Regions from separate parts of the Homo sapiens genome. Here all the other regions are linked to region 1. A link is a contact called in ENCODE Hi-C or POLR2A ChIA-PET data. All regions are on one chromosome and are shown on one strand. Each heading gives the region's core, a stretch centred on a gene start or an enhancer-like site at or near the end of the contact. The rest is flanking DNA. Distances are from core to core; before and after follow the strand shown. Region 1 holds the start of MBD3 (methyl-CpG binding domain protein 3). Region 2 holds the start of DOHH (deoxyhypusine hydroxylase). Region 3 holds the start of TPGS1 (tubulin polyglutamylase complex subunit 1). Region 4 holds the start of CDC34 (cell division cycle 34, ubiquitin conjugating enzyme). Region 5 holds the start of BSG (basigin (Ok blood group)).

Region 1 (6,334 bases), core at 1,928-4,427:
CTGGGCATGGTGGCACATGCCTGTAGTCCCAGCTATGCTGGAGGCTTAGGAGGCAGGATCGCTTGAGCCCAGGAGGTCAAGGAATGCAGTGAGCTGTGACTGCACCACTGCACTCCAGCCTGGGTGACAGAACAAGACCCTGTCTCACAATGAATAAATGAATGAATGAATGCAAATGCAAGATAGAGGGGGTTAGTGGTTACCAGGGGCTGGGGGAGTAACAAGTGGGGAGTGACTGCTAATGAGGACAGAGCTGCTTTTCAGGGTGATGAGAATGTTCTGGAATTAGATAGCGGTGATGGTTGCACAACTTTGTCAATGTACTAAAAACCACTGGGGGCCGGGTGTGGTGGCTCAGGCCTGTAATCCCAGCACTTTGGGAGGCTGAGGTGCTGGGGTCAGGAGTTCGAGACCAGTCTGGCCAACATGGCGAAACCCCTTCTCTACTAAAAATACAAAAATTAGCCGGGCATGGTGGCAGACGCCTGTAATCCCAGCTACTCGGGAGGCTGAGGCAGAAGAATCGCTTGAACCCGGGAGGTGGAGGTTGCAGTGGGCTGGGATTGCGTCACTGCACTGTGGCCTGGGCCAAGAGTGAAACTCCATCTCCAAAAAAAAACCCCACTGAATTGTACATTTCTAAAAAGTGGCTTTGGCCAGGCAGTGGCTCATGCCTGTAATCCCAGCACTTTGGGAGGCTGAGGCGGGTTAACTGCTTGAGTCCAGGAATTCGAGACCAGTCTAGTCTAGGCAACACAGCAAAACCCCATCTCTATAAAAATAAGCCAGGTATGGTGGCACGTGCCTGTAATTCCCACTACTTGGGAGGCTGAGCTGAGAGGGTCGCCTGAGCCTGGGAGGTCAAGAATGCGTAAGCCGTGATTGTACCACTGCACTCCAGCCTGGGTGAGACCCTGTCTCAAAGAAAAAAAACAAAAAAGGTAGCTTTTGTGGAATGTGAATTATATCTCAATTTTAAATAAAGGTTATGCCCATCTATTGACACAAAATGATGTCCCTGAGATTTTATTCAATGAAAAAAGAACAGCCTTGATAAAACCACACGTATAGAAAAAAGTGGGCAACATGGCCTGAACTCTCCCCAGGCACCCCCAACAGAAAACGCAGTCTGGGAGCCTGCAGCCTCAGATGAAGGGCTGGGTTGAGGCCCCAGACCTGCAGAGGGCGGCTCTGGGCTGCCTGGCTTCACCCTCTGCAGAGAAACCTGAAATCTCTAGCCTGTAGAGGAGCTTCTCCCTGCTTTTCTCCACTGCTAGACCCTCATGCTCAGGGCCAGGGCCCAGAGTGGGAATGAGAGAGGTGGGGTGATGACAGCCTCAGGATACTCCGCTCAAGCTGGCCTTGGTTCTAGCTCCCAAGCTGCAGCCACCTCTTAGGGGGTTCCTGCTGCCTGGACGCCTCTCCCTGTCACTCAATGTCACGTCCTCAGAGAAGCCCTCCCTGACCCCAGTCTCATTCAGGCCCCGTCATCTGCCCTCCCAGATTTCAGCATGTGTCACTGCAGATCTCAGGACGTGTACAGGGTTCCAGCTCATAAGGGTACACATTTGGGGACCAAGTTTCCCCTCTCTTGCTGTCCTCCAACTTTCCAGGAACCAGTCCCTGAGCTCCTCCTGCAGGACGAGGCCCCACACATTGCTTCTGATCACAGCCATCCTTTCCCCGCTCACTTTTCTCACTTTATCTCCCCAAACCGGGACAGTCAAGAACCACAGAGGACCGAAGTGCACAGTGGACGGAGCGGTCGTTCTGCCCCTCCTTGGCTCGTGGAAACCACCCGCCCTCACCTGGGCGGTCTCCTGCCCACGACCCCGAGCTGTGGGAAAAAGGGGGACCAGCCGCACACCCCCCTTTACCCAGGTGCTCGGCACATGGCAGGCGTCCTCCGCTTTCCCCTCCTGGGGGACCTGAAGGCGCCACGGGACACTGAACCAAGGGGAGGGCGCAATCAAAGCTGGCCCAGAATCAAAAGCATCTTTCCCGAGCCAGGAAAAAAAAAAAAAAGAGGACAAACAGCAGGTGGCCGACTGTCTGGGACTTGGCTGCAGCAGGCGACTAAGTCTTTGTTCCACGGAGGGGGTTCCCTGCGACCTTTCAGAGCAGCGCCTTGTTCCAATTTGGGGACGGGGGGGTCTCTGAAAGCCTTCCACCACCAGTAACATCCACGCAAAGACTACCGTTAGGTGGGCTCGGAAAGTCGAAAGCCTCAGGTCTCCACCCTGAGGGGGCCACGACCCAAGAGGACCAGAGGCCTCGGAAGGAGTCAAGGGGAATACCTTTAAAAAAAGCAACGCTGCGTGGGAGACCAGTCACCCTGAGGCGCTTATTCCCAGGACTGGGGCGAGCCCAAGAACCCGTATTTTCACGCACGCCCTCCCCGATCCGCCCATGAGCCCTGCTCCCCGAAATCCCGGCTGGCCACCCCCTCGGGCTCCGCGCCACCCCAGGAGCGCCCCAAGAAGGCACCCCCTGCGTCTCACGGGAACCAAAGGGACAGCCCACCCTCCACCCCTGCCCCCCGGTAGCATCTGGCCGCCGCCAGGCGCCCCTGGCCCAGCGCGCACGAACAAAGGCCGCAGTCGCCGTCCGGCAGCCAGTCCCTGAACGGCCGGCCGAAAGCCATGCGGCCCAACAAGCGGCGCACGCGCACTGGGCCTCCGCGCGCCGGGCGCACACGCACGCAAGACGCACGCACGCACGCACGACGCACGCGCGGGGCCCAGGCCGCGGCCCGGGGCAGGGGCGCCGAGGCCGCCGCAGAGGCCGCTGGGAGGAGCCCGTTGAGGCCCTGCGCGGCCGGCGCGCTCATTCACCTATAGTAAAAGACATCCCTGTGGCCGGCCGACAGCCCCGACCTTCTGGGCACTTCTTCCCTCTCCCAGCCCTGCGGGAGCGCCGGGCACTCCCACCTCTTCCGCTCCATTGCGCCCGGCTCCTCGGCCCGCCGCCGGGCCCGCCGCCGCCGCCCGGACCCCCACTCGCCGCCGCCGCCTCAGCTGCCTCCGCTGCCGCTGCCGCCGCCGCCACTTGCCGCGGCTGTTCCGGCCCGCGGGCCCCCGCCCTCCGCCCCCAGCCGGGCGCGCGCCGGCTTTGCCGCCCTTTCGGCCCCCTCCCCGCGCTCGCCAGCCCCCGCTCGGGGGGCCCGCTCCGCCCACCCGCCCGCGCGGGGCCCCGCGCTGCGCAGCCGCGGCGCCATGCCCCCGCCCCTCTACGGCCCCGCCAATCAGCGCGCTGGGAGGGGGCGGGGCCTTAAGTGGCGTGCGCGCCTGCGCGCTGTGCCTTGCGAGCTGCCAGTGCCCAGCAGCTGTGCCCGGAGTCCGCGCGGCTCCTTTTACTGTGCCCTGTCTCTGCCGGCCGCCTGGTGCGCGTGCGCGGGGACATGCTTTCGGACTAGTGGGGTCCTTTCCTCCGACCTTTCTCCAGCCCAAGTCTTGGGGACTCTGGCCCAGTGACTGGACCTCGACTTCCCCGCCCTCCTGGTCTCCCAGCTTCCGAGCTTTTTACGAGCGTCCAAATCTGGGGGACTTCCCCCGTGACCACCCCTTCCACGCCCCCAAGTTCCCTCCAGTAGCTTTTTTTTTTTTGAGACGGGGTCTCTGTCACCCAGGCTGGAGTGCAGAGGCGCGATCTTGGCTCACTGTAGCCTCCGCCTCCCGGGTTCAAGTTGTTATGCCTCAGCCTCCCAAGTAGCTGGTTCCACGGACGGCTAATTTTTGTAGTTTTAGTAGAGACGGGATTTCACCATGTTGGCCAGGCTGGACTCGAACTCCTTACTTCAGGTGATCAGCCCACTTCGGCCTCCCAAAGCGCTGGGATTACAGGCGTGAGCCACTGCGCCCCGTCCAGCTGCTTTTTGAACCCTCAAAATCCAGGAATCTGAGCACCCCCCCCCAGCTCCCCGACCACCCCCTGCACCTTAGTCCAGCCACCATCTCTGGCCGGGAGAGTTCCAGGACCTTCCTGCGGAATCGCCCACCCCCTGTTGTCTCCCCTTAACCCCTTCCCCAGCCAGCCAGAGGGATCCTGAAATGGAAACGGGTGGGCTGCCCCCCATCAGTTCCCCCTGACAGCGTCGCTCCCAAGGCTAGGGCTGGGCGGGCCTGCACAGGTGTTCAAGGACTGAGTCTAGCTGCTGTGCTCCCCTGCCTCCAGCTGGAGAAACTGTCCTGGTTCTAAGGACTCTTTTGTTGACATTGGGTCCACCCGATCTGGGATGCTTTCCCATCTGAAGATCTCGTCCCATTTTCAAAGTCCCTTTAGCTGCAGGTTCCAGGGAGTAGGACAGGCACATTCATTTATTGATTGATTGACTGACTGATGGAGACAGAGTCTTGCTCTGTTGCCCAGGCTCGAGTGCAATGGCGTGATCTCGGCTCACTGCAACCTCCACCTCCCGGGTTCAAGTAATTCTCCTGCCTCAGCCTCCCAAGTAGCTGGGACTACAGGCGCCCACCACCATGCCCGGCTAATTTTTTTGAATTTTTAGAAGAGATGGGATTTGACCTTGTTGGCCAGCTGGTTTCGAACTCCTGACCTCAAGTGATCCGCCCACCTCGGCCTCCCTAAGTGCTGGGGTTCCAGGTGTGAGCCACAGCGGCCGACGGAACGGGCACATTTTCGGGATGTTGTGCTGACCACAGAAGCACTGAATAAATCAGGATGGATGGGTGGATGATGGTCGGATGCCCCGCTCACCCCACCTCGTCGTGAGGTGAGGTGAGGTGTGAGACAGCCAGCTCTGTCTCCCGAGAAGCTCAGGAGCTGGTTACTGGCCTGAGACCGAGGCCCCATGGCATTGGGCTGCCATGGAAGAATCAGTGCTCCCAAGGAGACAGGAAAGTCTATGCTGTGGACTCAAAGCCAGGCAGTTACACCCCAGAACCAGCCGTGGTACCTGACTAGGGCAGCCAGAGCAAGGCCTGCCCCCATGCAAGGGAGATGATAATTATGTTTTGAGACAGGGTTTCACTTTGTTGCCTAGGCTGGAGTGCAGTGGCGTGATCTTGGCTCACTGTAACCTCCTGAGCTCAAGCAATGTGCCTGCCTCAGCCTCCCAAAGTGCTGGGATCACAGGCGCCAGCCACCACGCCCGGCTGGGAGATTATTATTATTTTTTTAATTTAATTATTTGTGTTTTTTTTGAGACGGAGTTTCGCTCTTGTTGCTCAGGCTGGAGTGCAGCGGCGCGATCTCGGCTCACTGCAGCCTCCGCCTCCCGAGTTCAAGCGATTCTCCTGCCTCAGCCTTCCAAGTAGCTGGGATTACTTGACTAGGGCAGCCAGTGCAAGGCCTGCCCCCATGCAAGGGAGATGATTATTATGGTGGCACCCGCCACCATGCCCGGCTAATTTTGTATTTTTAGTGGAGACGGGGTTTCTCCATGTTGGTCAGGCTGGTCTCAAACTCCCGACCTCAGGTGATCCGCCTGCCTTGGCCTCCCAGAGTCCTGGGATTATAGGCGTGAGCCACCGCGCCCGGCCAAGATTATTTTTAAAATTGGGCTATGATTGTGACAATGCACTCCAGCCTGGGTGGTAGAGCGAGACCTTGTCTAAAATAAGTAAGTCAATAAAATAGTCTTTAAAATGGCCAATTCCAGGCTGGGCGCAGTGGCTGCATACCAGTGTGAATGTATTAAAGCACTGCATTGCACACCTGAAAATGGTTAATTTTATGTTATGTGAATTTCACCTCAATAACAAAAAAAGTGACCCGGGACATATCATGTGCACACAGGAGCCCATTTGGAAGGGGTCACGATGGCCAAACAGAGAGGACAACTTGAGCAACAAAATTAAAGTTTATAAAGGATTTATAGTCTGTAGAAAAAATGTCATCAAGGCCGGGTGTGGTGGCTCATGCCTGTAATCCCAGCACTTTGGGAGGCCAAGGCGGGTGGATCATGAGGTCAGGAGATAGAGACCATCCTGGCTAACACGGTGAAACCCCGTGTCTACTAAAAAATACAAAAAATTAGCTGGGCTTGGTGGCGGGCGCCTGTAGTCCCAGCTACTCGGGAGGCTGAGGCAGGAGAATCGCTTGAACCTGGGAGGCAGAGGTTGCAGTGAGCTGAGATCGCGCCACTGCACTCCAGCCTGGGCGACAGATCGAGACTCTGTCTCAAAAAAAAAAAAAAGGAAAAAGAAAAAATGTCCTCGAGTGGATGCTGGTAGAAATAAATGACTGAATAAATGGCTGATGGGACCACGAGACTGCTCCTCTTTACAGTGGAGTCCAGTGACTCACTGTGGCAACAAACACAGGACCCCATCCGCCAGTCTGGCTCCTGTCACCTCCTGGGCTGGCGAGGGCC
Region 2 (6,334 bases), core at 2,601-5,100, 1.9 Mb after region 1:
AATGGGTCCCGGCCTTCCACAACCCTGCTCAGGCTAAACCTGGGGACGCGGGGATGTAAGAACCTGTGGCAGAAAAATGAGAGCCCAGGTTAGAAGCCCCCTTCACCAGTGCGTTGTCTGTTCCTAGGACCTGGGTGGGGCAAATTCCTACCCACTGACCAACCTGAGCATCTACGCTGAAAGCTCAGCTCCAACCTCCCTACTAGCTGTGCAGCCTTCCGTAAGTTGCTTTCCCTCTCTGGGCCTCAGTCTCTGCACTGCCTCTCGCCTATAGGCCTATCAGAAATGACCTCCACTGTCTGCTCTCCACACAGCAGCCAGAGGGACAGCTGACCCCCAAAATGGCCCTAGCGATCCCCACCCAATATTCAAGGCTTTATATAGCGATCCCCACCCAATATTCAAGGCTTTATATAGTCCTCTCCCACTCTGAACAGGGCTGACCCATGTGAATGCCAAGAAGATGGAACAGAGCAAGACTTCCAAGGTTAGGGCATAAAAAGCACAACAGTCTCATCCTTGTTCTCTCTCTAGGGGAAGCCAGTGACCATGTTGTGAGGATGCTCAAGCAGTCTTTTGTAGGGGCCCACGTGGCAAAAAACTGAGCCCTCCCACCAACAGCCATGTGAGAGAAGTGGGCTGGCAGCAGCTCGTCCAGCCCCAAGCGAACCTTCAGATGATGCAGCCCCAGAGCGTCTCCACTGAGGCCTTACCAGAGGCCAGACCCAGAGCCAGCCAGCTAAGCCAGGCCCAGAGCAACTGTGTGCGACACTGTTTACTGTTGTTGAAGGTAACCAAGTATGTTTTTTTGTTTGTTTTTGAGACAGGATCTTGTTCTGTCGCCAGGCTGGAGTACGGCAGCATGATCACGGCTCACTGTAGCCTCGAACTCCCAGTCTCAAGTGATCCTCCTGCCTCAGACTTCCTAGTGGCTGTGTCTACAGGCACACACCAGCATGCCCAGCTAATTTTTTTTTTATTATTTGTAGAGATGGGGTCTCACTTCTATGTTGCCCAGGCTGGTCTCCAACTCCCAAGCTCAAGTGATCATCCTGCCTCAGCCTCCCAAAGCATTAGGATTACAGGCATCAGCCACTACCCCCAGCCATTATGGGGATTTTTGTTACACAGCTTAGATAACAGATTCAGAAGTACTTTCAATATGTAAACTGGACCATATCACTCCCTTGCTTAAAATCCTCCTATGCCTCCTCACTCAACTACTTGACAGTCCCAAAGGCCCTTCATGACCATCTCCCATCACCTCTTCCCTCTCTAGCTCCACTCCAGCCACACAGGCCTCCTCGCTGTTCCTCCAACACGCCAGGCCCAGTGCAGCCCTAGGGCCTTTGCATTTGCTGTGATCTCCATGAGGAACATTCTTCCCTAGATGTCCCCACGTAGCAGGCCAGGCCTCACTAACACAGGCCTCCATAACTGTTTCAGCACTGACTGAGTGGTTAAGTTAAACATTAAAAGCTAAAAGAGCCAGTGCCCTCATACAAAGGCTGGAATGTAACAAAAGCCCATGAAGAGTTTTGCCCAGGCCTTTCCTGGGCCTTAAGGCATGACAAGATAATGAAGGAATTTTTTTTTTTTTGAGACAGAGTTTCGCTCTTTTGCCCAGGCTGGAGTGTAGTGGCATTATCTCGGCTCACCACAACCTATGCTTCCAGGGTTCAAGTGATTCTCCTGCCTCAGCCTCCCGAGTATCTGGGATTATAGGCATGCACCACCATGCCCGGCTAATTTTGTATTTTTAGTAGAGACAGGGTTTCTCCATGTTGGTCAGGCTGGTCTCGAACTCCCAACCTCAGGTGATCCACCCGCCTCAGCCTCCCAAACTGCTGGAATTACAGGCTTGAGCCACCACACCCAGCCAATAACGAAGGAATTCTTAATGTGACCCGTTTAGGATGAAACAAGTTTTACTGGGTGTCTGAAGAACTCCCCAAACCTCCATGATTTAGCAGGAGACAAGATAAGGATGATCACCCCAGCACCTGGACCCACTGGAGATGAGATAAGGGTGATCACCCCAGCACCTGGACCCATTTAGATTAAGTAAATTTACTGAGGTTCCAAAGGAAAGTCTTCAGGATTCAGATCTTAGTTATAGATTAAAAGAAGTTAGTCACTTTAAGTCTTTAGATGGATGCTCAGTTACATGTAGATGGAGAGCTTAGAGGGTATATAAGCTCTGGAAAACTTTGTCATTTTGAGTTGGTCTGGCGATATTTTCCAGGCCTTCTCCCTGTAACCGGTTACAGAAATAAAAACTCTCTTCCTCCCCAGTTAATCTGCATCTCGTTATTGGACCATGAGAAATAGCAGCCCGACCCTCAGTTTGGTCCAGGAACACCCGTGCTCATCCTCTTGCTTTCCTGGGTCTCCAACATCACTTCCTCATGGAAGCCTTCCCTGATCACAATGGACAATGTTACTCTTCCATCTCTTTTCACTTATTCAGCTTTATTTTTCTCCACGGCGCCTAAGACTCCTAGATATCATATTGGAAAGTATTGGTTTAGTTGCTTGTGATTGGTCTTATCCCTCATTAGAATAGAACTCTGAAGGCTGGGACTGAGTCTATCTTGGTCACTGTTGTATTCCCAGCACTTAGTGCAATGACCTGCACGCAGTAGGGCCTCAATAAAAACAATAACCGGCTGGGCGCGGTGGCTCACGCCTGTAATCCCAGCGCTTTGGGAGGCCGAGGTGGACAGACCATCTGAGTTCAGGAGTTCGAGACCAGCTGACCAACATGGTGAAACCCCATCTCTACTAAAAATACAAAAATTAGCTGGGCGTGGTGGTGGGCGCCTGTAATCCCAGCTACTCGGGAGGCTGAGGTAGGAGAATCGCCTGAACTCGAGAGGCGGAGGTTGCAGTGAGCCGAGATCGTGCCATTGCATTCCAGACTGAGCTACAAAGCAAGACCCTGTCTCAAAATAAATAAATAAAATAAAAACGACAACCGTGACAATAGCAGCTGACACTTATGTAGCATTTGCTACGCGCCAGGCACTCCATGCTCTTTACATTCATTAATTCATTCGATCTACATCACTACCCTGTGAGGTAGTTACTAAGATTGTCCCCATTTTACAGGTGAGGAAACTGAGGCACAGTTTGGGACTGTGCTTGGGAACTTGCTTGGGAGCAGCGTGAAGAGTTAGGAATCCAGGAAGTCTGGCTCCAGAGTCGGGCTCTAAACCACCAACGCTTTGTTGAATGACTTAGGATAAAAGAACACAGCCAAGGGGAGAAGGGACCCCTCTCTTTCCAGATCGGCTGAGAACCTGGCGGATGCTTCATCTCAAGACAGGCTGGCTATGGCATGCTGGCAGCCCTCTCTGGTGAACAGTGGCGTCAGCAAGGCTGCCTGGGCTTGACGAGGGCAGTGTAGCCACCTAAGCACAGGTGACCATCAAAGGAGAGTGACACCTTTAAAGAGGGGTCATCAGAAACCAGAGGGCAGGCCTGTGCGAGCTGGCAGGGCACTGGGGACCATTGAGACCCAACCGTACGACATAGGAGCTTCAGGACGTGAGGTGGGCACTCTTTCATGTAAAAAATCCCAGAGGAAAGAGATCGCCGGGACTCGAGACCCCTTAACCCGCCCCATCCACAGTCAACGAATCCCTGAGACCGGATTCCCTAACGAGGCGCTCCCGGTGCCACCGCCCGCCAGACCCGGGCCCCACACCGTGATCGCCGCCTCCGGGACGCCTCACCGAGCTCTGGAGACTCAGGACCCGTCGGCCCGGCCAGTAACCGCAGGCGCCTCTGCCACCACCGCTTCACCTGCCGCGACGCCCGCAGTGCGGTCTGGGGGCCGCCATTTTCTCGCCCACGTGACCGTGCCGGACGGCACCAACGCAGCCGCGGGTGAGACCTAGTGAGAGGCTCCGTGCATGAGGGAGGCCCGGAAGGCTGAGTCGGTGCTGGTGCCACAGCTCATGCAAACGCAGGAACAGTATTCCTAGTGCGTTCTTCGGGGAAGGGGACGGGCAACGTATGCCCTTTCATGGGAAAAAATTCTCTCCAACCTCCCCACTGCGGTACAAGAAGTGAGACTGGTTTGTGCCGATTCAGCGCCCTGCCTGGGCTGGCTAGCAACGGAGCATGCGCAGTGTTTCTAGGCGTGGTCAGACTCCAGAGGTGTTGGCCAATGGGCTCAGGGAGCTCGAACCTTAAGTAGGTGAGGAATAAAAAAAGGAAGAAATGCAGTCGTTCATTCATTCATGTATGTAATAAATAGTACATGGCCTTGAGGACAAGAGAGCCTTCAGCCCTTACCCTCGTACGCCTCCCAGTGTTGTTATAGAGACAGAAAATAACACGATAAGTAAATGCAATACCTATTAGATGGTGAAAAAGGCTAACGAGAAAAAATTCGGTAGCCAAGGGCGGTGTATGTATAGGGTGTGCAGTTTCAGGAAGGGTGGCCAGAATCTGAGGTGGTGACATCTGAAGAAAGACCTGAAAGAGGCCGGGTACGGTGGCTCACACCGGTAATCCCAACACTTTGGGAGGCCGAGGTGGGTGTTATCACTTGAGGTCAGGAGTTCGAGACCAGCCTGGCCAACATGGTGAAACCCCCATCTCTACTAAAAATACAAAAAGGCTTCAGCTTCCCGAGTAGCTGGGATTACAGGCATGCAACACCACACCAGCTAACTTTTTGTATTTTTAGTAGAGACAGGGTTTCACTATGTTGGCCAGGCTGGTCTCAAACTCCTGACCTCAGGTGATCCACCTGCCTTGGCCTCCCAAAGTGCTGGGATTACAGGCGTGAGCTACTGTGCCCTGCTTGCAATCTCTTATTTTTAAAATGTGGGTGACTGCCAGGAGTGGTGGCTCATACCTGTAATCCTGGCACTTTGGGAGGCTGTGGGGTGAGAGGATGATCGATTGAGCCCAAGATTCCAAGACCAGCCTGGGCAATGTGGTAAGCCCCCGTCTCAACAGAAAAAAAATTTTTTTTAATTTGGCTGGGCGCAGTGGCTCAGCCTGTAATCCCAGCTACTTGGGTGGCTGAGGCAGGAGAATCGCTTGAGCCTGGGAGACACAGGTTACAGTGAGTTGAGATCCTGTCACTGCACTCCAGCCTGGGCAACAGAGCAAGACTCCATTTCCAAAAAAAAAAAAAAAAAATCAACTGTGCCTGGTGGCTCATGCCTGTAGGCCCAGCTACTCAGGTGGCTTGATAGCTTGAGTCCAGGAGTTCAAGGATCCAGTGAGCTGTAATCACACCACTGGATTCCAGCCTGGGTGACAGAGCAAGACCCCATCTCAAAAAAAAAAAAAAAATGAGCAATTAATAAAAAAACATGGCTGGGCATTGTAGCTCACGCCTGTAATTCCAGCACTTTGGGAGGCCAAGGCAGGTGGATCACTTGTGGTCAGGAGTTCAAGACCAGCATGGCCAACATGCTGAAACCCCATCTCTACTAAAAATACTAAAATTAGCTTGGCCTAGTGGCGGGTGCCTGTAATTCCAGCTACTCAGGAGTCTGAGGCAGGAGCATCACTTGAACCCAGGAGACGGAAGTTGCAGTGAGCCAAGATCGCGTCACTGCACTCCAGCTTGGGTGACAGAGTGAGACTCCATCTCAAAAAAATAATTAAATAAAAATTAATGAAAAAACATAAAATGCTGTGCATAGCAAAGAAATCCTTTTGGAAGGCCAACTTCTATTTTAAGACAACATTCACAAATACTTATTGAGCAACTACTGTGTGCTGGACAGTGTCCTGAGCACAGAGGATAGTGTCCTGGGCACAGAGGACACAGGACAAAACAGACACAGTGTCTGGCCTCATGGAGCTGACACCCCCACTTTTATTTTTTTGAGACAGAGTCTCGCTCTGTCACCCAGGCTGGAGTGCAATGGGGCGATCTCAGCTCACTGCAAGCTCCGCCTCCTGGGTTCACGCCATTCTCCTGCCTCAGCCTCCCAAGTAGCTGGGACGACAGGTGCCCACCACCAAGCCCAGCTAATTTTTTTGTATTTTTAGTAGAGACGGGGTTTCACCGTGTTAGCCAGGATGGTCTCGATCTCCTGACCTCGTGATCCGCCCGCCTCGGCCTCCCAAAGTGCTGGGATTACAGGCGTGAGCCACCGTGCACGGCCCACCCCCCCTTTTTTTTTTTAAATTATTGTATTGCCTTCCTATGTGTTGGAAAACTGACTGCAGATAACAGGCATCACTGCAGCCCTCAGCTGCCTTGCGAGGACGTCATCTCAACATGTTTGTGGCTCAGGCTGTTTACGGAGGACTTCCCGTGGACCAGGAGCTGTGCTGACTCAGGAAGGCTACGAGGGCA
Region 3 (6,334 bases), core at 3,584-6,083, 1.1 Mb before region 1:
TTTAATTCTCTCAGCAAGGCCACTTTTACTTTCTGCAGAAAGGGTGCTCATTGTAGACGGAACAATGGCGAGAGCACAGCTGAACAAAGGAAAAGCAGACATATTTATCCCTCACACATTTGGGTCGCCCTTACTGCTGTGTCCTGCATCCACTGGCTGGAGCAGGATATCACACTCTTAAACTGATACCCAGTTTGCTAACAACCTAAAACTTTCCTAAGTAGGTAAGCGCAAAGGAGGACAAACAAGGAGAGGAAGTTGCTTACGAAAGATTTGAGGAAGCAGTAACATTTCCAAATAAGGAAGGGGCATAAGCTATGAGCTAAGACTTCCCTGGGACTCTCCAGATATGCCTGGGTAAGCCCAAGCAACTAACTGGGCTAAAGTGTAAGAACTAATAGCTGATAGGAGGCTTTAGAGTAAGAAGCTATTATTTCTAGTGTCTATGTCTATTATTTTATTTGTAAATCAAGACGAGCTTTGAAGAGGAACTTTTCTACTTCCTACAGGTAATTTCAAATTTAAAAGTAAAGGCAAGGCATGAACCCGGGAGGTAGAGCTTGCAGTGAGCCGAGATCGCGCCACTGCACTCCAGCCTGGGGCACAGAGCGAGACTCCATCTCAAAAAAAAAAATGGGCCGGGCACGGTGGCTTATGCCTGTAATCCCTGCACTTTGGGAGGCCAAGGCGGGCGGATCACGAGGTCAGGAGATCGAGACCATCCTGGCTAACACGGTGAAACCCCGTCTCCACTAAAAATACAAAAAATTAGCCGGGCGTGGCAGCGGGCGCCTGTAGTCCCAGCTACTCGGGAGGCTGAGGCAGGAGAATGGCGTGAACCTGGGAGGCGGAGCCTGCAGTGAGCCGAGATCGCGCCACTGCACTCCAACCTGGGAGACAGCAAGACTCCGTCTCAAAAAAAAAAAAAAAATTAAAAGTAAAAATAATGTGGTCGGGCCAAGCATGGTAGCTCATGCCTGTAATGCCAGCACTTTGGGAGGCCGAGGCAGGAGGATCACTTGAGCCCAGGAGGTTGAGGCTGCAGTGAGCTGAGATCACACCTGGGTGACAGAGCAAGACTCAGTCTCAAAAAAAAAAGTGTTGGCCAGACACGGTGGCTCATGCCTATAATCCTAGCACTTTGGGAGGCCAAGGAGGAGGATCACCTGAGGTCAGGAGTTCGAGACCAGCCTGGCCAACATGGTGAAACCTCATCTCTACTAAAAATACAAAAATTAGCCAGGTGTGGTGGCATGTGCCTGTAATCCCAGCTGAGGATTACTCGGGAGGCTGAAGCAGGAGAATCACTTGAACCCGGGAGGCGGAAGTGGCAGTGAGCTAAGATCACGCCATTGCACTCCAGCCTGGGGGACAGAGCAAGATTCCATTTCGAAAAAAAAAAAAAAGTGTGGTCATACATTTCGCAGAGCCCAATATATCCCAAGCATTATCATTTCAACAGGTAATCAATATAAAATAGTATGAAGGAGATATATTACATTCCTCCCTTTTCCCCAGACTAAGTCTTCAAAGTGCAGATTGTAGGCTCAGCACCCTTCATGGTGGTGAGCCGTCCTCTCTCCGGTCTGCCCTTTTTTTTTTTTTTTTTTTTTTTTGAGAGACAGAGTCTCATTCTGTCACCCAGGCTGGAGTGCAGTGGTGCGATCTCAGCTTACTGCAACCTCCACCTCCCGGGTTCAAGTGATTCTCCTGCCTCAGCCTCCCAAGTAGCTGGGATTACAGGCGCCTGCCACCATGTCCAGCTAACTTTGTATTTTTAGTAGGCACAGGGTTTCACCATGGTCAGGCTGGTCTCGAACTCCTGACCTCGTGATCCACCCGCTTTGGCCTCCCGAAGTGCTGGGATTTCAGGCGTGAGCCACCCCGCCTGGCCTGGACTGCCCATTTCTAAACTCTAAGGTGCTATGCGCATTTCAAAAGGGTCATGGTAAAGTCCTTTGTGAAATTTCAGGGAACGTGGTAACTTTGGAAGCACGTGTAGCCTCTGAGGGGCTCCTCCCTTCCCAAGCCTGCAGAGGCCTGGAGGGCTCTGACCGGGGTCTCCTGCACTCTCTCCCCAGCGTCCAAACCTGCGGGTGACCAGCTGCCCGCGGCTCTGTGGACCAGCAGTGCGGTGCTGGGACTGCTGCTCCTGGCCTTGCCCACCTATCACCTCTGGAAACGCTGCCGGCACCTGGCTGAGGACGACACCCACCCACCAGCTTCTCTGAGGCTTCTGCCCCAGGTGTCGGCCTGGGCTGGGTTAAGGGGGACCGGCCAGGTCGGGATCAGCCCCTCCTGAGTGGCCAGCCTTTCCCCCTGTGAAAGCAAAATAGCTTGGACCCCTTCAAGTTGAGAACTGGTCAGGGCAAACCTGCCTCCCATTCTACTCAAAGTCATCCCTCTGTTCACAGAGATGGATGCATGTTCTGATTGCCTCTTTGGAGAAGCTCATCAGAAACTCAAAAGAAGGCCACTGTTTGTCTCACCTACCCATGACCTGAAGCCCCTCCCTGAGTGGTCCCCACCTTTCTGGACGGAACCACGTACTTTTTACATACATTGATTCATGTCTCACGTCTCCCTAAAAATGCGTAAGACCAAGCTGTGCCCTGACCACCCTGGGCCCCTGTCGTCAGGACCTCCTGAGGCTTTGGCAAATAAACCTCCTAAAATGATACAAACGTGTCAGTTTTCTCAGTTGACACCCACTCCGTGGAGAGGAGAGGTCTGAGGGCTCCGGACAGCAGAGGGTTGACTGTGGGTCCTGCCCTGATGGCTCCATCTCCCTCATCCCACAGTCCGGGGCTGGAGAAGAAAGTGTTAGAAATGCTTGTTCCCCGGTGCCGTAAAGAAATAGCACTTGAATATAAATGTCATTTCCTCAGCAAGGCCACTGTTTTACTTTCTGCAGAAAGGGTACACTGGCCAGCAGTTTTGCCACGAGAGTATCCAGAACAAAGGAGACAGGGTCATTTATAACCTGACGCGTCCACCCTACTGCTCTGTCCGGTTTCCATTGGCTGGAACGGGACGGTTTCCATTGGCTGGAACGGGACCTCACATTCTGTATTTATCCCGATCGGCTAGCAGCTTGGAACTTTTAAAAAGAGGCAAAGGCAGAGGAGAACAAAGGAAGGAAGAAGTAGCTTGTGGAATGCTAAGAAAGGTAAAAACACCTTCAAATAAGGAAGAGGAACAGGTTATGACCTAATGCTTGCTTGGACCAGTATAAGCATGCCAGGGCAGATATTTAGCCTACATTGTGGGCACTAAGAACATAAAGTATGTTGATTTCCTTATTACATTATATATATTCAATATAACATTAACAATTAATTAACAAAGAATGTTAGCACAGGTCTTTTGTTTGTTTGTTTTTTGAGACAGAGTCTCGCTCTGTCGCCCAGGCTGGAGTGCAGTGGCGCGATCTCGGCTCACTTGCAAGCTCCGCCTCCCGGGTTCACGCCATTCTCCTGCCTCAGCCTCCCGAGTAGCTGGGACTACAGGCGCCCGCCACCACGCCTGGCTAATTTTTTGTATTTTTAGTAGAGACGGGGTTTCACCGTGTTAGCCGGGATGGTCTCGATCTCCTGACCTCGTGATCCGCCCGCCTCGGCCTCCCAAAGTGCTGGGATGACAGGCGTGAGCCACCGCGCCCGGCCTACCACAGGCCTTTGAATACATTTTGCTTCTAAGAGAAGTTACTATTTATTCCTAATTAGATGGGGAGGAAAGTCTCATTTGAAGAGGAACCTCTACTTCACGTTTTACAAAGGGCATTTGGTCTGCCCGCCAGAGATTCCTGTGCTGGGAGGATGGTGGAACGGTCCCCCGGCAAACAGCTCTCATTGCCCCCTGCCCGGGGCAACGCCCCTGAGGGACGGGGACGGCACCCAGCAAGCTCTGCCCGGGGCGGGGAAACGCGAGGGCTTAGTGGTTTCCTCGGTGAGAAGCTTAACCAGGAGTCCCCGAAAGCAGTGAGGGAAGATCCACAGAGGTCGCCTGGGGAAACACACCCAGAGGCGGCTTATGGAGGAGACTGCTTGTGTTTTGAGGTGGCTGCGGGCTGCGGAGGGTTGGGAGGGCCGGGAGGGCGGCCGGAAGCGAGGTCAGGCGATGAAGGCCTGGAGGTGCCAGCCCGGGGGCCCTGGAGAGCCATGGCAGAGTTTACAGCTCTGGAGGCTGCGGTGTCAGAAAGCTCCCTCTGGCGGTCAGGGGGTAACAGCGCGGGATGCTCGCCCGTGTGGCCGCCAATAGGGGCTCAGCGCAGCTGCAGCGGAGCTGGGGAGGGGGCTTCTCCCACGAGGTGAGCTACGCACTCAGACGTTGACTGAGTTAGGCGGAAGGCCAGGCTGAGCTCGACCCCCAGCACCAAGGCTCAGAGATGAACATGAGAAAAGGGTCTGGGGGCCGGGCGCGGGGCTGGGTCCAGCAGTCCTGGGCAGGTCCAGCCCCGCGCATGCTCCGTCAGGCTTCTCTGCTAACCAGGGAGACTGGTTGCTAGGAGACCATGCTAATGAAGGACTCGCTCACTACCCAAATGGCAAGCAATCCGGCTTTGTGCCAGAAACGAAGCACTTCCGAGGCAGCCATTTTGGAGTCTGGCAAAATTCAGGACCGAGGCCAAAGCCAGGAGAGCCAATCAATATACACAAAGAGGGAGGAGAAGAGAGAGTGCCAATAAGGACACAAGGAAAGTGGTAGCGTACCCTTGTCACTTCCCAAAGTCTCCCAGCGGGATACCGGTGCCCTCTGCCCTTAATCAAGATGGCCGCCTTGGGGGGGCTCTAGCGCACAGTGGAATATGGCGGTGCTTCCGGTCCCGCTGCCCTCAGCGAAGATGGCGGCAGTGGAGAAGCGGCGGCAAGCGGTACCACCGCCGGCCGGTTTCACGGACAGCGGCCGCCAGTCGGTATCCCGGGCGGCGGGGGCGGCCGAGAGCGAGGAGGACTTCCTGCGGCAGGTCGGCGTGACGGAAATGCTACGTGCGGCCCTGCTGAAGGTGCTGGAGGCGCGGCCCGAGGAGCCGATCGCCTTCCTGGCTCACTACTTCGAGAACATGGGCCTGCGCTCGCCTGTAAACGGCGGCGCCGGGGAGCCCCCGGGCCAGCTCCTGCTGCAGCAGCAGCGCCTGGGCCGCGCGCTATGGCACCTTCGCCTGGCCCACCACTCCCAGAGGTGCGCAGTGGGCCGGCTTGGGCGGGTGGGGCAGCGATGGACTTCAACTCCCAGCATGCCGCGCGCGGCTCCCTACCCGCAGCGCCGGCGCAGGGGCCCGGGGCTTGCTGGGAGTTGTAGTGCGCGATGCCTTCTTGGGTGGGATGGATCGGACAAGGTGGGCTGGAGGGTCCGGGCTTCGGTCCGGCGCTAGGCAGCGCGCTGCATGCGGCGCGAGTCCTTCTGGCCGGCTTCGCCTTCTGTGATGCCTTTTTGCAGGTGCTGAGTTTCCCCTTGCAGTTCATGATTTTCAAAATCGTGCAGCTCAAGAGGACTTGGCCCGAGGTCGCAGAGCCAGCCCCCGAGCCAGGTCCTCCTAGTCGCCTCCTTAGCAGCCTCATGTTATCCCCGTCCATTCAGCCAGAACGTGAATATTTACAGAGAGCAGCGCAGTCACCCAGGGCCCCCATCTTAGGGGACAGGCTCCCAGCGGGCAGGTGGGGATTCCTGGAAGAGCCTGGCGATGTGCGGGCGGGTTGCAGGGAAGAGGCCCAGCAGGTGCAAATTTAGACCCCGAGTGTGGGGCACACGGGAGGCGGGAAAGCCACGGAATTTGGCTGAAGCATGCGAGGCTGCAGGTGCCTACGCGCGGTGTCCCCTGGCTGGGGCCAGTTCTGAGCCCAGGGAAGGTGGTTGGGGACTATCTGTTGGCGTTGGGGATGGATGGGCTGATGTCTTTTGTTGGGGGGGGGGTCCCCAGAAGCGGAGCCTGAGGTAGGCATTGTGTGTGCAGGTGATTTTACAAGGGGGTGCGCCCAAGAGAACCCAGGAAGGGGGTGGGAAGAGCAGGCAGGGAAGGATGCCAAGCAAAGGTGCCCTTTCAGCCTCATAACCAGGGCATAAGCGCCCACCATGGCAGCCCTCGCCAGAGTCCCAGAGAAGTTCGGGGGGAGAAGAGAGATGGGGAGTGTCCCCCCTACCACGTTCAGGGTGCACAGGTGTCCAAGATCATACTCAGATAAGGGTGGCAGGGTGTTGGGTACCTGGACAAGGAGCAGACTTGCTCCGGTGGCCCAGTGGCTCTGAAGGCCCCGCCCGATGATTTGCTGGAGCCAGGTGGGAGGGGAGCGGGCAAGGGCAGGCCCAGAGGGTCAGTGGAGCCGTTTACTGCGAT
Region 4 (6,334 bases), core at 1,510-4,009, 1.1 Mb before region 1:
CACCGCTCCCGGGTGCTGTGAGCCTGAGCCTCCCTGGGGGTCGGGGCCCTGTGGGACCAGCTGGAGGGGCTTGAAAATCTCCCCAACCCAGGCCGGGCGCGGTGGCTCACGCCTGTAATCCCAACACTTTGGGAGGCCGAGGCGGGCGGATCACGAAGTCAGGAGATCAAGACCATCCTGGCTAACACGGTGAAACCGCTTCTCTACTAAAAATACAAAAAATTAGCAGGGCGTGGTGGCATGCGTCTGTAGTCCCAGCTACTCAGGAGGCTGAGGCAGGAGAATCACTTGAACCCGGGAGGTGGAGGTTGCAGGGAGCCAAGATCGTGCCACTGCACTCCAGCCTGGGCGACAGAGCAAGACTCCTTCTCAAAAAAAAAAAAAAAAAAAAAAAGCGAGAGAAAGAAAACCTCCCTCACCCACACAGTGCTTCCTGGGATGTGGGTGTACGGAAGAAGAGAGATCTTGGGAGCCCTTAGAGAAGGAATCGTGGTTAATTCTAATTAGCATTAATTTACCCATGAGCTGCTGCCTGCCGGCTCCATGATGCTGGCAATATATCCACGACCTGTGGCACGGAAGAGACTGAGGCTCACAAAACCCTGGGAACCTTGGTGAAGGGGCCACAGCCAGAAGGCCCCACTAGTCCCGAGACCCTCCTTTTACTCCAGGCCCCCAGGGTGCCGGGCAGAGGGGCCTGAGGGAGGAGGCCCAGAGGCCCTTACGGGTGAGGACGCCTCGGCCTCGGCCCTGGACAGCTCTGGAAGTGACCGCTCGGCCCAGAGCTCTTTCTTGGATCCCTCCCTCCCTCTCCACTCCTGATGCTGTTTTCCTTTCCCCAGACAGGTTTGCCTGCTGGTCCTCTTCCGGGGACCAGACTCATGAAGCCGGGGCCAGGTGTTGGGGCACCTGCGGGACAGAGTGGCCCTGGTCCCAGACTGGTTTTTGTTTTTGGTTTTTTTTTTTTTTGAGACGGAGTCTCTGTCGCCCAGGCTGGAGCGCAGTGGCGCTATCTAGACTCACTGCAAGCTCCGCCTCCCGGGCTCACGCCATTCTCCTGCCTCAGCCTCCCGAGTAGCTGGGACTACGGGCGCCCGCCACCACGCCCAGATAATTTTTTGTATTTTTAGTAGAGACGGGGTTTCACCATATTAGCCACAATGGTCTCGATCTCCTGACATTGTGATCCGCCCGCCTCGGCCCCCCAAAGTGTTGGGATCACAGGCGTGAGCCACCGTGCCCGGCCTGTATGTTGATGCAGCTGTGTGTACCCAGGGCATAGCAACAATGCCACTGGCACAGTCCGAGGGCAGGGCCACCCGTCACGGGCACGACTCAGGGGAGGCTGGGCTGCCCCGTCCTCACCACGGCCAGTTCTCCCGACCAAGCTTCACAGCAAGGAGCATGTGGGTGTCTGGGCAGCCACTGAGCCAGGTCAGAAGTCAGGTGGGGTCACAGTGATGCCCGGAATCAGCTGGGGTCAAGACTCAGGTGGGCTGGGCGCGGTGGCTCATGCCTATAATCCCAGCATTTGGGAGGCCGACGCAGACGGATCCCTTTATTAGTCCAAACTGCATCCTCCCCTTCCTTTCAAAACCTAACAACACACTTGAGGTCAGGGGTTCGAGACCAGCCTGGCCAACATGGTGAAACCCCATCTCTACTTAAAATACAAAATTAGCCGGACGTGGTGGCGGGCACCTGTAATCTCAGCTACTCGGGAGGCTGAGGCGGACACTAGCTTGAACCCGGGAGGCGGAGGTTGCAGTGAGATTGTGCCACTGCACTCCAGCCTGGGCCACAGAACGAGACTCTGTCTCATTTAAAAAAAAAAAAAAAAAAAAGACTCGGGTAGGACAAAGGTCAGGCTGGGAGGAGGGCACAGCCAGGCTCGGGCTCAGCTTGGGGTGGGGGCTCCGTGGGGCTGGCGCCTCTCCCGGGTCAGGTGCTGAGCCGATGCTGGCCGGCGTAGGCCTCTTTCCCAGTTTCTCTGGGGGGCAGGAGCACCTTGCCAACCTCTGATGGCTCCAGCGCCTGCACTCGCCTCACACCACATGGTGACTTCAACGGGGACCAGGGAAGCCCTCGCCCCTCCCACCCCTCAGAGCCCTCCCCGACCTCGCCCACTTCTCAGAGCTCCCGCTGTCGGGGGAACCGAGGCAGCGCCGCGCCTGGAAGCCAGGTCTGCGGATCCCGCCTCGCTCCCGCCCCTTCCTCCCTTCCGCGTGGCCAGCGCGACCCTAGGACAGACTTCGCGCCCGTCCCCTGCACAGACGGGGAAACGGAGACGGGGACGCGGGGTCGCGCCGGATGGACCGGCCCTGCCCCTCCGGTCCCGGTCAGGACCCCGCGCCGCGCCCCGTTCACCGCCCGCGGCCCCGCCCCGCGCCGGCACGTCACAAAACAACCCCAAAGCCGGGGGACCGGGCCGGTGACGGCGCAGAGCAGCCCTGCCCGCCTCCTTGCGCACAGCGTCCGCGGTGCTGGTCGAGCAGGGGGCGACGGCGGCGGCCTCGGGGATCGGAAGAGCCCGGGGCTGCGCGCTCGAACCCTCCCTCCCGGCGGAGGCGCTCGGCGCCGTAGGCGGGACCGGGGCCGGGACTCCACCTCCCGGCGTCCCCTGCGGCCGGGCGCGCAGGCGCAAGTCGGACCTGGCCGCGGAGCGCAGGCGCAGTCGGGGCCAGGCGGTGCGCGCAGGCGCAGCGGGGGGCGGGGCGCGCGGGCCCGGCCAAGGCAAGCGCCGGTGGGGCGGCGGCGCCAGAGCTGCTGGAGCGCTCGGGGTCCCCGGGCGGCGGCGGCGGCGCAGAGGAGGAGGCAGGCGGCGGCCCCGGTGGCTCCCCCCCGGACGGTGCGCGGCCCGGCCCGTCTCGCGAACTCGCGGTGGTCGCGCGGCCCCGCGCTGCTCCGACCCCGGGCCCCTCCGCCGCCGCCATGGCTCGGCCGCTAGTGCCCAGCTCGCAGAAGGCGCTGCTGCTGGAGCTCAAGGGGCTGCAGGAAGAGCCGGTCGAGGGATTCCGCGTGACACTGGTGGACGAGGGCGATCTATACAACTGGGAGGTGGCCATCTTCGGGCCCCCCAACACCTACTACGAGGGCGGCTACTTCAAGGTGAGCGCGGCGACCCCCGCCCGGGTCCCGGAGCCCACGAGCGACCTCGGGCGCCGGGAACCAGCTCCCTGCCCCGCGGTCCTAGCGCTGTTGCTGGGCGGGCCCCGAAGCCTCCTGGCTTGGGCTCGTTTCCCTTCTATGGCCACGTTCCCCCACCCAGCTCTGCCCGGCCCCCTCCTCGGACCGTCTCGGGGACCTTCAGCCTCTGCTGCAGTCCTCGAAAATCCCCAGTTCCCTTCAAGGCATCGTCCGGTCCCCTGTTAGGCTCTTGGCCCCCGGAGGGGTGGCCGGGGGCCCTCCCTGTAGCATCTGGGCGTGGGGCTCTTGCCCACCTCCTCCTTGGCGGGGGCTGGACCCCGGCTGCCTCCCCCTCCGCCCCTGCGAGAAAGAGGGAGCGGAGCCCAGGCCGCGCCGGCCTTTCAGCTGCCCTCCCCGCCCTCCCCGGAGGAGACAAAGAGGCCCCCCCAGACCCCGTAGCTGCTATTGTTGGGGAGCTGGGCCCGTGAGCGGGGGAGCGAGGCCAGCCTGGGGGTGGCTGGCGCGGCCACTCGCTCAGTCTCCAACAAAGGCCCGGATGAGCCTTGGCAGCCAGGACCCGCCTGGAAAGCGGCCACCCTTGCCAGTAGCAGCCGGCCAGGCGCCCTGGGCTCCATCCCCTGCTTTATGTAACCTGCGCCCTCGGGAAGGCCGAAGTAGGGGCGTGCCTCCCACCTGCTCCCTGCAGCTCTCTCCAGGCCTCCCGGCTCGGGCCCGCGTCCCGGACCCCGACCTCAGAAGCTCCGGGCTCGCTCATCCCAGCTGGTCTTGGCCTTTCTCAGAGTCCACTGAACAGGTGGCTTCTTGGGACCCAAACCCCGAGTTCTGGGCCGTTTCTTCTGCCCTCTGGCGGTTTAATTCCAAGCAGTTTCTGGATGTTTTTGTTGTTGTTGGGAGCGGGGAGGCTGTTTCTGTCTCATGTGAAAAGGACTCAGGCCAAAACCAGGGCAGTTTTCTTGATCTCACGATCCAGACGTGACCTTTGACTTCTTTTAGCGTTCAGGGACCTCGTTCTTGGGGCCAGAGGGACAAAGCGAGGGGCCCTGTGTGAGCGGTGGGGAACGAGCACCCTGTCCAGGAATCTCCCCCTCCCACCGTCACTTCCTGCCAAGAGCCTGGACACGACACGACACTGCAGGGCCCGGCCCGCTCTGCCCCGGCCAGCTGCGGGCGTGGGGCCGAGGGACCGATGCCTCCCGCACGATATGTGTCTGCTCTCCGAGCTAATTAGTGTCTGAACCGCACCCGCTCAGCGGCTGTGAGGGCAGCAGCCTGGTCTGCTGGGGGCGATTCCTGAGCAGAGAGTGGGACGCCCGTGGGTTCTGCATCTGGAATCCTGCGTCCCCACACAGGGAACAGAGTTTGGGTCTCGAGGTTGCCAAATGGTTTTAGCAGCTCCTCCGCCAGCCCCTTCTGTCTGCTTGGGGGAGCAGCTGGCTGAGGAGCCGCAGCCCCACCTCGAAGCCAGGCCTGTGAGGCGGCTGCTGTTCTGGAAGGAGGGGATGGGGGTTTCTGGCTGCTGTGCCCACCAGACCGGTTGCCAGGGATTGTGGGCAGAGCTTCCTGGGCCAGCATTAGGGGATAATCCGGTTTTCCGGATTTCCCAGGGAGGGGGCCTCTAGACATCTGCCACAGGGTCAGTCCTCAGAAGCCAGTGTTGAGACGGGGGTGCTGCCACCCACGAGGACTCTCCCTTCCCGCTGTGCCTGGGAGGGAGTTGGGGGAGCGTGGAAATACAGAACCTGCTGAGTGCCCAGGGCCGCTGCTGCCCAGCCACTGCCTGCAGCTGCTGTTCCTTCAGGAGCCAAAGTGAGCCCTGGGGCAGGGGCCGCCAGAGAGAGCCCTCCACAGCCGACTTGCTGTCTGCCCTTGGCAGGGCGCTTTCCTTTTCTGAGCCTGGGTTTGCTCCGGGGAAAAGACATTCTTAGAGGTGCCCAAAATAAGAGGCTCATTGGGACTTGGTGGGGTTTGGTACAGATGAGGCCTTGGCTGTTGTCAAGGATTGCCGCCTGAAACCCAGCACCAGGCTTGGGGGGCCTGAAGTCTTGGGGAACCGCAGGACAGTTCTGAGACTGAAGTTCCAGCCTTGCTCTGTGGCCGCGGCCAAGTCACTTGCCTTACGGGGCACCAGTGAGTTCCCTGTCAAACAGAGGACACCCCCCAAGACACCCCGCGTGCCCTCCCTGTCCAGGAGGGGCCCGTCCACGATCCAAGACCCCCAAAGTGCCCTGCCTGTCCGGGAGGGGCCTCGCCCACAATCCAAGACCCCCGAGTACCCTCCCTGTCCAGACCTCGCCCACGATCCAAGACCCCCTGAGTGCCCTCCCTGTCCAGACCTCACCCACGATCCAAGACCCCCTGAGTGCCCTCCCTGTCCAGACCTCGCCCACAATCCAAGACCCCCGAGTACCCTCCCTGTCAAGGCCTCGCCCACGATCCAAGACCCCCGAGTGCCCGCCCTGTCCAGACCTCGCCCACGATCCAAGACCCCCGAGTGCCCTCCCTGTCCAGACCTCGCCCACGATCCAAGACCCCCGAGTGCCCTCCCTGTCCAGACCTCGCCCACGATCCAAGACCCCCGAGTGCCCTCCCTGTCCAGACCTCGCCCACGATCCAAGACCCCCGAGTGCCCTCCCTGTCCAGACCTCGCCCATGATCCAAGACCCCCGAGTGCCCTCCCTGTCCAGACCTCGCCCACGATCCAAGACCCCCTGAGTGCCCTCCCTGTCCAGACCTCGCCCACGATCCAAGACCCCCTGAGTGCCCTCCCTGTCCAGGCTTCCACCACGATCGCTCTGGGGGTGCTGCTCTCGTGCCTTGGAGTGCTGAGTGCCACCAGGACCCCTGACCCAGACAACCTCTGTGTCTGGCACTGGGGCCCAGCAGGAAAACAGTGAGGCTTCCTTGTTTACCTGCTGTGGCCCAGGAGGGCCGTGGGTGGCATCACGCCCCAGGCTGCAGGCCAGACAGCTCTGTCACCTGGCACGTGGCTTCAGGCCTCCCTCTGTGGCCGTCCTTGCCAGCAGATCTGGACCTCCAGGGCCTGGGTGACCACAGGGGGCGATGCTGACAGGGAAGGAGTCCTGCCAGGTTTCTGTGACCTATGGGTCTGCCTGCCTGACCCCCCAAGACCGGACACCTGAGGGCAGACGGCCATACTGACTCATCCCCTCCCACGGCCTGGGCCAGG
Region 5 (6,334 bases), core at 3,029-5,528, 1.0 Mb before region 1:
TCATATGGAGTTTCTCTCTTGTTGCCCAGGCTGGAGTGCAATGGCACGATCTCGGCTCACCGCAACCTCCGCCTCCCAGGTTCAAGCGATTCTCCTGCCTCAGCCTCCCTAGTAGCTGGGATTATAGGCACCTGCCACCGCGCCCGGCTAATTCTGTATTTTTAGTAGAGATGGGGTTTCTCCATGTTGGTCAGGCTGGTCTCCAACTCCTGACCTCAGGTGATCCGCCTGCCTTAGCCTCCCAAAGTGCTGGGATTACAGGCCTGAGCCACCACGCCCGGCCTAGGAGCTGTAAAATTTCTTCTTTGTATTTTATTTCTTTGCCCCCAGCAGTTAAAAGTTCTCTTTCTTGGCTGGGCGTGGTGGCTCATGCCTGTAATCCCATCACTTTGGGAGGTGGAGGCAGGCGGATCACTTGAGGTCAGGAGTTCAAGACCAGCCTGGCCAACAAGGTGAAACCCCGTCTCTACTAAAAGTACAAAAATTAGCCAGGCGTGGTGGCGCGTGCCTGTAGTCCCAGCTACTCAGGAGGCTGAGGCAGGACAATCGCTTGAACCTGGCAGGTGGAGGTTGCAGTGAGCCGAGATCGCACCACTGCACTCCAGCCTGGGCAAAAGAGTGAGACTCCATCTCAAAAAAGAAAAAAAAAGTTCCTCTATGGGATGGTCTTTCCAATTTTCTTTTTTCTTTCTTTCTTTTTTTTTTGAGACGGAGTCTCGCTCTGTCGCCCAGGCTGGAGCGCAGTGGTGCGATCTCGGCTCACTGCAAGCTCCGCCTCCTGGGTTGAGGCCATTCTCCTGCCTCAGGCTCCCGAGTAGCTGGGACTACAGGCGCCCCCACCACGCCCGGCTAATTTTTTTGTATTTTAGTAGAGATGGGGTTTCACCGTGTTAGCCAGGATGGTCTGGATCTCCTGACCTCATGATCCGCCCACCTCAGCCTCCCAAAGTGCTGGGATTACAGGCGTGAGCCGGCAGCTGCATATTTTCTTATCTGTTTATTAAGTCTGTTTAAGAATTCCACGGGCCTGGCCAGGCGCGGTGGCTCACGCCTGTAATCCCAGCACTTTGGGAGGCCGACGTGGGCAGATCACAAGGTCAGGAGATCGAGACCATCTTGGCCAACATGGTGAAACCCTGTCTCCACTAAAATACAAAAAATTAGCCAGGCGTGGTGGCGGGCGCCTGTAATCCCAGCTACTTGGGAGGCTGAGGCAGGAGAATCGCTTGAACCCGGGAGGCGGAGGTTGGAGTGAGCTGAGATCGCGCCACTGAACTCCAGCCTGGGCGACAGAGCGAGACTCTGTCTCCAAAAAAAACCCCATGGGCCCTTCATGTTTCCTCTGTTGTACGTTAAATGCTCGGGAAGTATTTTGGGTTTGCAGATCTGATTCCCGAATCCTTGTAATTATCCCATCTCCGAGATCGCTCATGTTTTTTAGGTCACATTGTCATCCCACCCAGGATCTTGGGCCAGGAATTTACGCTCCGCTGAAAGGACGTTCTGACCGGGGGGTGTTCACGCTCCCAGACTAACACAGCGGCCTGTGAATCATGGTTCTCTCTCTCCTGAGACGAGAGTACTGAGGGTAGACATTAATTCAGCCCAAGCGTACAGCTGTGGCCCCAGAAATTGGTCAATTTGATCCGCGAATCCAAAAGGGTCATCTAACAGTGGTTTGAGTTCTTTTAGATTTCTAACCTCTGAACTGGTTAAAGGGGGCATTTACGAAGTCAATATCCCTTCCTCCCGGTGGTCCTTCCCTAAAGGGGAAAAGGGCTGAGGCAGGTCTTTTTGAGCAGGAGGCAAAAGGAAAGTTCTGTGGGTTTTTGTTTGTTTGTTTGTTTTTTGAGACGGAGTCTCGCTCTTGTTGCCGAGGCTGGAGTGCGGTGGCGCGATCTCGGCTCACTGCAAGCTCCACCTCCCGGGTTCAAGACATTCCCTGCCTCAGCCTCCCGAGTAGCTGAGTAGCTGGAATTACAGGCGCCCGCCACCACGTCCGGCTAATTTTCGTATTTTTAGTAGAGGCGAGGTTTCATCATCGTGGCCAGGCTGCCAGTCCTGAACTCCTGGCCTCGTGATCCACCCGCCTCTGCCTCCCAAAGTGCTGGAATTACAGGCGTGAGCCACCGCGCCCGGCCGAAAGTTTCGAATATCCCTTTGGCATTGTTCTGTTTCCCGTTGGAGCTTTCCTGAGGAAGGGGCATGTTCTAGTGGCTGTCCAGCGGGGATGTGGGTGGCAAGGTCCAGGTGGTTCTATAGGGGAGGGATGGAGGGGCGGAGGAGCGGGTGGGGGAGGGGCGGAGGGGCGAGGGGTGGGTGGGAGGGGCGGAGGGGCGGGTTGGGGAGGGGCGGAGGGGTGGGGTGGGTGGGTGGGGGGGGCGGAGGGGTGGGTTGGGAGGGGCGGAGGGGGTGGGTTGGGAGGGGCGGAGGGGGTGGGTTGGGAGGGGCGGAGGGGGTGGGTTGGGAGGGGCGGAGGGGGTGGGTTGGGAGGGGCGGAGGGGTGAGTGGGGGAAGGTGGTCTAGAGGATCCCACCCTTCTTTAGATATGGGGCGTCTCTGCTAAAAATACAAAAATTAGCCGGGCGTGGTGGTGCGCGCCTGTAATCCCAGCTACTCAGGAGGCTGAGGCAGGAGAATCGCTTGAACCCGGGAGGCGGAGGTTGCAGAGAGTCGAGATCGCGCCGCTGCACTCCAGCCTGGGTGACACAGCGAGACTCCAACACACACACACACAAAAGATATGGCGCGTCTCATTCATTCACAAGTTCCTCTTCAAAGGTTTGGCTCGTTCAGCGCCCTCGTTCTTCGTTTCCTACTTCCAAGGCCAACCTGACTTCCTCACCCTCTGGGCCTCCCCGTCTGAGTCTCAGTAAACAAGTTTCCCGCCGGTCCTGATCTGCAGAGATGGCACCTGCCACCCACTCTGCACATCCCCCTCCCGTCGCCACGGGCTCTTCCCGCCAGTGTAGCCACATTCCTGCCCCTTTCCAGTTAGCCCTTCGCGTTCGGCTTAGTCTGCGGTCCTCTTGCATTGCGACTCCGAGTTTAACTTCCAACACACACTTTCAACCTCCAAGAGACGCCCCCACCTGTGTCGCCCCAATAGCGACTTTTCTCACCGTGGTCGCCGCGGAACTTCAAGGGTCCTTCCTACCCGCGTTGCTGAGAGTCTGGGTTTACGCGTCACCTCGGGCGGGACCCGATCCTCCGCTCCTGAGGCCCCCACAATGAAGCAGTCGGACGCGTCTCCCCAAGAAAGGTAACCGCCAGCCTCTCCTGAAACAGAATGGGATCCAAATGGGATATTTGGGGGCGGCGAGTCGGTCCCGCAAAGAGAAACCAGCACTTAGAAAATTTCTCAGCGAGACCACTTTACTTGTACGGAAGGGGGCTGCCTGCGTGGGATGCAATCTCCAGAGCACACGGGACAAAGGAAGGGAGCTTCTGTTCCTCTGTCCTTTCCCTGTTGGCTGGGGTTGGACGCCCACAATCTAAGCTGATCCCGGTTGGCTAAAACTTAAAACTTTTTTAAAATAGGGTAAACGCGCCACCTGCGAGGAAAGAAGAAGGGGGTAAGGTTGATTGACAACTTTAGACCTGGAAGTTGAGTTTCTGAAGAGGAACTTACTTGTCCCAACCAAATGGTGCACAGGACGTTTATACTAAGAAATTATTCATTTTCTGAGATCCAGATTCAAGTGCCCTTTAAGTATTTTTATTTGGGCGGAGGAGGTCACTTCCTCCCACCTAATTTATTAATACGTTCATATATATATATATATATGTACATTTTTAAAGGCAGAGATGTGCGTCTCGCCATGTTGCCGCGTCTGGTCTCGAGCTCCCGGGCTCAAGCGATCTTCCCGCCTCGACCTCCCAAGGCTCTGGGAGTACAGACGTGAGCCACAGCGGCCGGCCCGTGTTTAACTCAGATAAAATCTGGGTAACACACTTTCAACGCTTCAACCCCCTCGGGCGCACCGCTCTGCGCTCATTGCAACTTTGAAAGCAGGAAGGAAGAAATGCGCAGGCTCCAGCCGCGTCCCCGCAGGCCCCACTCCCGTTTCCTAGCAACGCCGGGTCACGTGCGCCGCCGCCCGGATTCCGTAGCGTGAGCCTGCCGGAGCCGGCGCGTACATGCGAGCGTGTGCGCGCGTGCGCAGGCGGGGCGACCGGCGTCCCCGGCGCTCGCCCCGCCCCCGAGATGACGCCGTGCGTGCGCGCGCCCGGTCCGCGCCTCCGCCGCTTTTTATAGCGGCCGCGGGCGGCGGCGGCAGCGGTTGGAGGTTGTAGGACCGGCGAGGAATAGGAATCATGGCGGCTGCGCTGTTCGTGCTGCTGGGATTCGCGCTGCTGGGCACCCACGGAGCCTCCGGGGCTGGTGAGGAGCGGGTAGGGGGCGGGGGTGCGGTCCTGCAGGGGCCGGGAATGGAGGCCGCGGTGCCGACCCGAAGCCGACGGGAGCCTGGGGCCTCGGCGCGGGGCGGCCTGGGGTGCGAAAGGCCGGCCCCGGGGGCTTCCCGCGCCAGCATGGAGCTTGGGGGTGAAGTCCCAGGGTTTGAGGGGGGACTAGAGGTTCCTCCCGGCGCGGCCTGCCGGGCTCCCCCGGGCGCTCCGGCCTCGAGCCCGGCCTCTGTGTGTGGGCGTGAAGCTCCCTGCTTGGAGGCGGGAGCCAGGGGGTCCTGGCCAGGCCGGTCTTGGTCAGGGGAGGTGGGCGTCTTGCTTTTCGGTCACCTGGGGTTGGGGGTGACCTGCTTCCTGGGTGAGGGCGTCTGCGAAGGCGGTTGGAGGTGGCCCGCCCGCCGGTCCCATCGGCCAGGAGAAGGGAGACCCAAAGCCTGGGTGAGCGTCCCCTTTGGCCTGGAGCCAGGGGTCAGGGGCTGGTTGGTGCCTGCCCAACCCGTCCTGCTGGGGCTGGACTCCGCAGGACCTGGGGAAAGCGGCCTGGGCGTGGAATCTGGAGACGGGTCCACCCTGCCTGCGAGTGTTAGGGTCAGAGACCCTCCCCTGAGACTCTCTGGGGCCCCCGCAAGGGCCCGTGCGGCCTGGAGCGATCATCTTGGCGCTCCCTTCTGGAAAAGGGGCTTTTGTCCTCCAAGAGCACATGGAGGCTCTGAGTGGGTCAGCCCTCCGGATCGGGAAGGGATTACCGTTCTTCACGGGATTTAGCCCTGGCGTCTTGCCTAGGGCGTGCACCTGCCCCCGGGTGTTCTCCCAGACTCTTAAGACCTCGCAGGCTCCCTCGAGGGGCCCTGCGTGGAAGGGAAGGCGGAATCTCCCTCTGATTCTGCCTGGATTCAGCACCCAGAATGAGGTGGTCTCTGAACGCCCCTCCTCCTTTACAGGCGAGGAAACAGCCCTGTGGGAAGTCGAGGTTCCAAGGTCACAGTGAGGGGGCCCTGGCCACCCGATTCAGCGCAGGAAATAGTGAGAAAGTCGTTTTTAGCCGACTCTGACCCGCATTCGGTTTCCAGTGCTGTCTTAGGAGGGCCGTGTGTTGAGGGTGGGCAAACGTGGTTTGGAGAGCGCATTTGGGAAATGGATTGAGGTGTGTTTTTCCGGGAGAAAAGCATGACATCCTTTCTTGCTTCATAGAAAATTTCTTCCTTTGTTGAGACCCCCATTTGGTTCTGGGTTAAAGATTTATAGTGAGGCCGGGCGTGGTGGCTCACACCTGTAATCCCAGCACTTTGGGAGGCTGAGGCGGGTGGATCACCTGAGGTCAGGAGTTCAAGACCAGCCTGGCCAACATGGTGAAACCCCATCTCTACTAAAAATACAAAAATTAGCTGGGCGTGTTGGCGCACGCCTGTAATCCCAGCCACTCAGGAAGCTGAGGCAAGAGAATCGCTTGAACCTGGGAGGTGAAGGTTGCAGTGAGCTGATATCATGCCACTGCACTCCAGCCTGGGTAACAGGGAGACTCTGTCTTTAAAAAAAAAAAAAAAAGAGGTCGGGCATGGTGGCTCACGCCTGTAATCCCAGCACTTTGGGAGGCCGAGGCGGGCGGATCACGAGGTCAAGAGATCAAGACCATCGTGGCTAACACGGTGAAACCCCGTCTCTACTAAAAATACAAAAAATTAGCCTGGCGTGGTGGCGGGCGCCTGTAGTCCCAGCTGCTAGGGAGTCTGAGGCAGGAGAATGGTGTGAACCAGGGAGGCGGAGCTTGCAGTGAGCCGAGATCGCGCCATTGCACTCCAGCCTGGGCGACAGAGCGAGACCCCGTCTCAAAAAAAAACAAAAAAAAAATTTATTGTGACCGATGTGTTGGGAACAAGGTGCAGAGCTGGAGGGTCTGGCCTCCTGAAGGGTCAAGAGCAAGGGCTTC

The links. Hi-C counts contacts between places; a loop is a spot of excess contacts on that map. ChIA-PET counts read pairs that join two places held with the same protein, here RNA polymerase II (POLR2A). Pooled maps may share reads with other maps.
Region 2: a loop to region 1 is called in a pooled map, with 8 times the contacts of the local background. The contact joins the promoter of DOHH here to the promoter of MBD3 in region 1. A Hi-C loop is called at or near these places in 5 of 50 pooled maps. POLR2A ChIA-PET finds 5 or more read pairs at or near these places in 2 of 52 experiments (B cell and H1).
Region 3: a map with no recorded cell type shows a loop between it and region 1 (9-fold over the local background). The contact joins the promoter of TPGS1 here to the promoter of MBD3 in region 1. A Hi-C loop is called at or near these places in 1 of 37 single-sample maps with no recorded cell type and 5 of 50 pooled maps. POLR2A ChIA-PET finds 5 or more read pairs at or near these places in 1 of 52 experiments (activated naive CD4-positive, alpha-beta T cell).
Region 4: a loop to region 1 is called in a pooled map, with 6 times the contacts of the local background. The contact joins the promoter of CDC34 here to the promoter of MBD3 in region 1. A Hi-C loop is called at or near these places in 3 of 50 pooled maps. POLR2A ChIA-PET finds 5 or more read pairs at or near these places in 3 of 52 experiments (H1, activated CD4-positive, alpha-beta T cell and activated CD8-positive, alpha-beta memory T cell).
Region 5: a loop to region 1 is called in a pooled map, with 12 times the contacts of the local background. The contact joins the promoter of BSG here to the promoter of MBD3 in region 1. A Hi-C loop is called at or near these places in 7 of 50 pooled maps.

The regions. Positions count from the first base shown.
Region 1 is chr19:1,589,688-1,596,021 of GRCh38, forward strand. MBD3 (methyl-CpG binding domain protein 3) reads right to left here and starts at 3,178. Exons shown (of 7, transcript NM_001281453.2): 1 at 2,835-3,178. The coding sequence starts at 2,944. RefSeq lists enhancers at 1,202-2,191, 3,569-3,618 and silencers at 2,429-2,528, 2,669-2,968, 3,129-3,178, 3,249-3,318.
Region 2 is chr19:3,496,824-3,503,157 of GRCh38, forward strand. It overlaps DOHH (deoxyhypusine hydroxylase), which reads right to left and starts at 3,851. Exons shown (of 5, transcript NM_001145165.2): 1 at 3,738-3,851; 2 at 1-63. LOC105372245 (a long non-coding RNA gene) reads left to right here. Exons shown (of 4, transcript XR_936262.3): 2 at 128-220; 3 at 535-790; 4 at 3,112-4,228. RefSeq lists an enhancer at 3,853-3,962.
Region 3 is chr19:502,664-508,997 of GRCh38, forward strand. TPGS1 (tubulin polyglutamylase complex subunit 1) reads left to right here and starts at 4,834. Exons shown (of 2, transcript NM_033513.3): 1 at 4,834-5,181. The coding sequence starts at 4,844. It overlaps MADCAM1-AS1 (MADCAM1 antisense RNA 1), which reads right to left and starts at 5,226. Exons shown (of 3, transcript XR_936221.4): 1 at 4,713-5,226. MADCAM1 (mucosal vascular addressin cell adhesion molecule 1) reads left to right here. Exons shown (of 5, transcript NM_130760.3): 5 at 2,082-2,680. The coding sequence ends at 2,302. RefSeq lists enhancers at 3,910-4,767, 4,640-4,979 and a silencer at 3,980-4,109.
Region 4 is chr19:529,001-535,334 of GRCh38, forward strand. CDC34 (cell division cycle 34, ubiquitin conjugating enzyme) reads left to right here and starts at 2,760. Exons shown (of 5, transcript NM_004359.2): 1 at 2,760-3,108. The coding sequence starts at 2,932. RefSeq lists silencers at 2,265-3,004, 3,425-3,594 and enhancers at 2,801-3,457, 3,855-3,904, 3,975-4,134, 5,117-5,693, 5,694-6,269 and 1 more.
Region 5 is chr19:568,318-574,651 of GRCh38, forward strand. It overlaps BSG (basigin (Ok blood group)), which reads left to right and starts at 4,279. Exons shown (of 9, transcript NM_001728.4): 1 at 4,279-4,384. The coding sequence starts at 4,318. It overlaps BSG-AS1 (BSG antisense RNA 1), which reads right to left and starts at 3,931. Exons shown (of 3, transcript NR_184018.1): 1 at 3,792-3,931; 2 at 3,123-3,279. RefSeq lists enhancers at 2,527-3,099, 3,180-3,229 and silencers at 4,050-4,269, 4,440-4,619.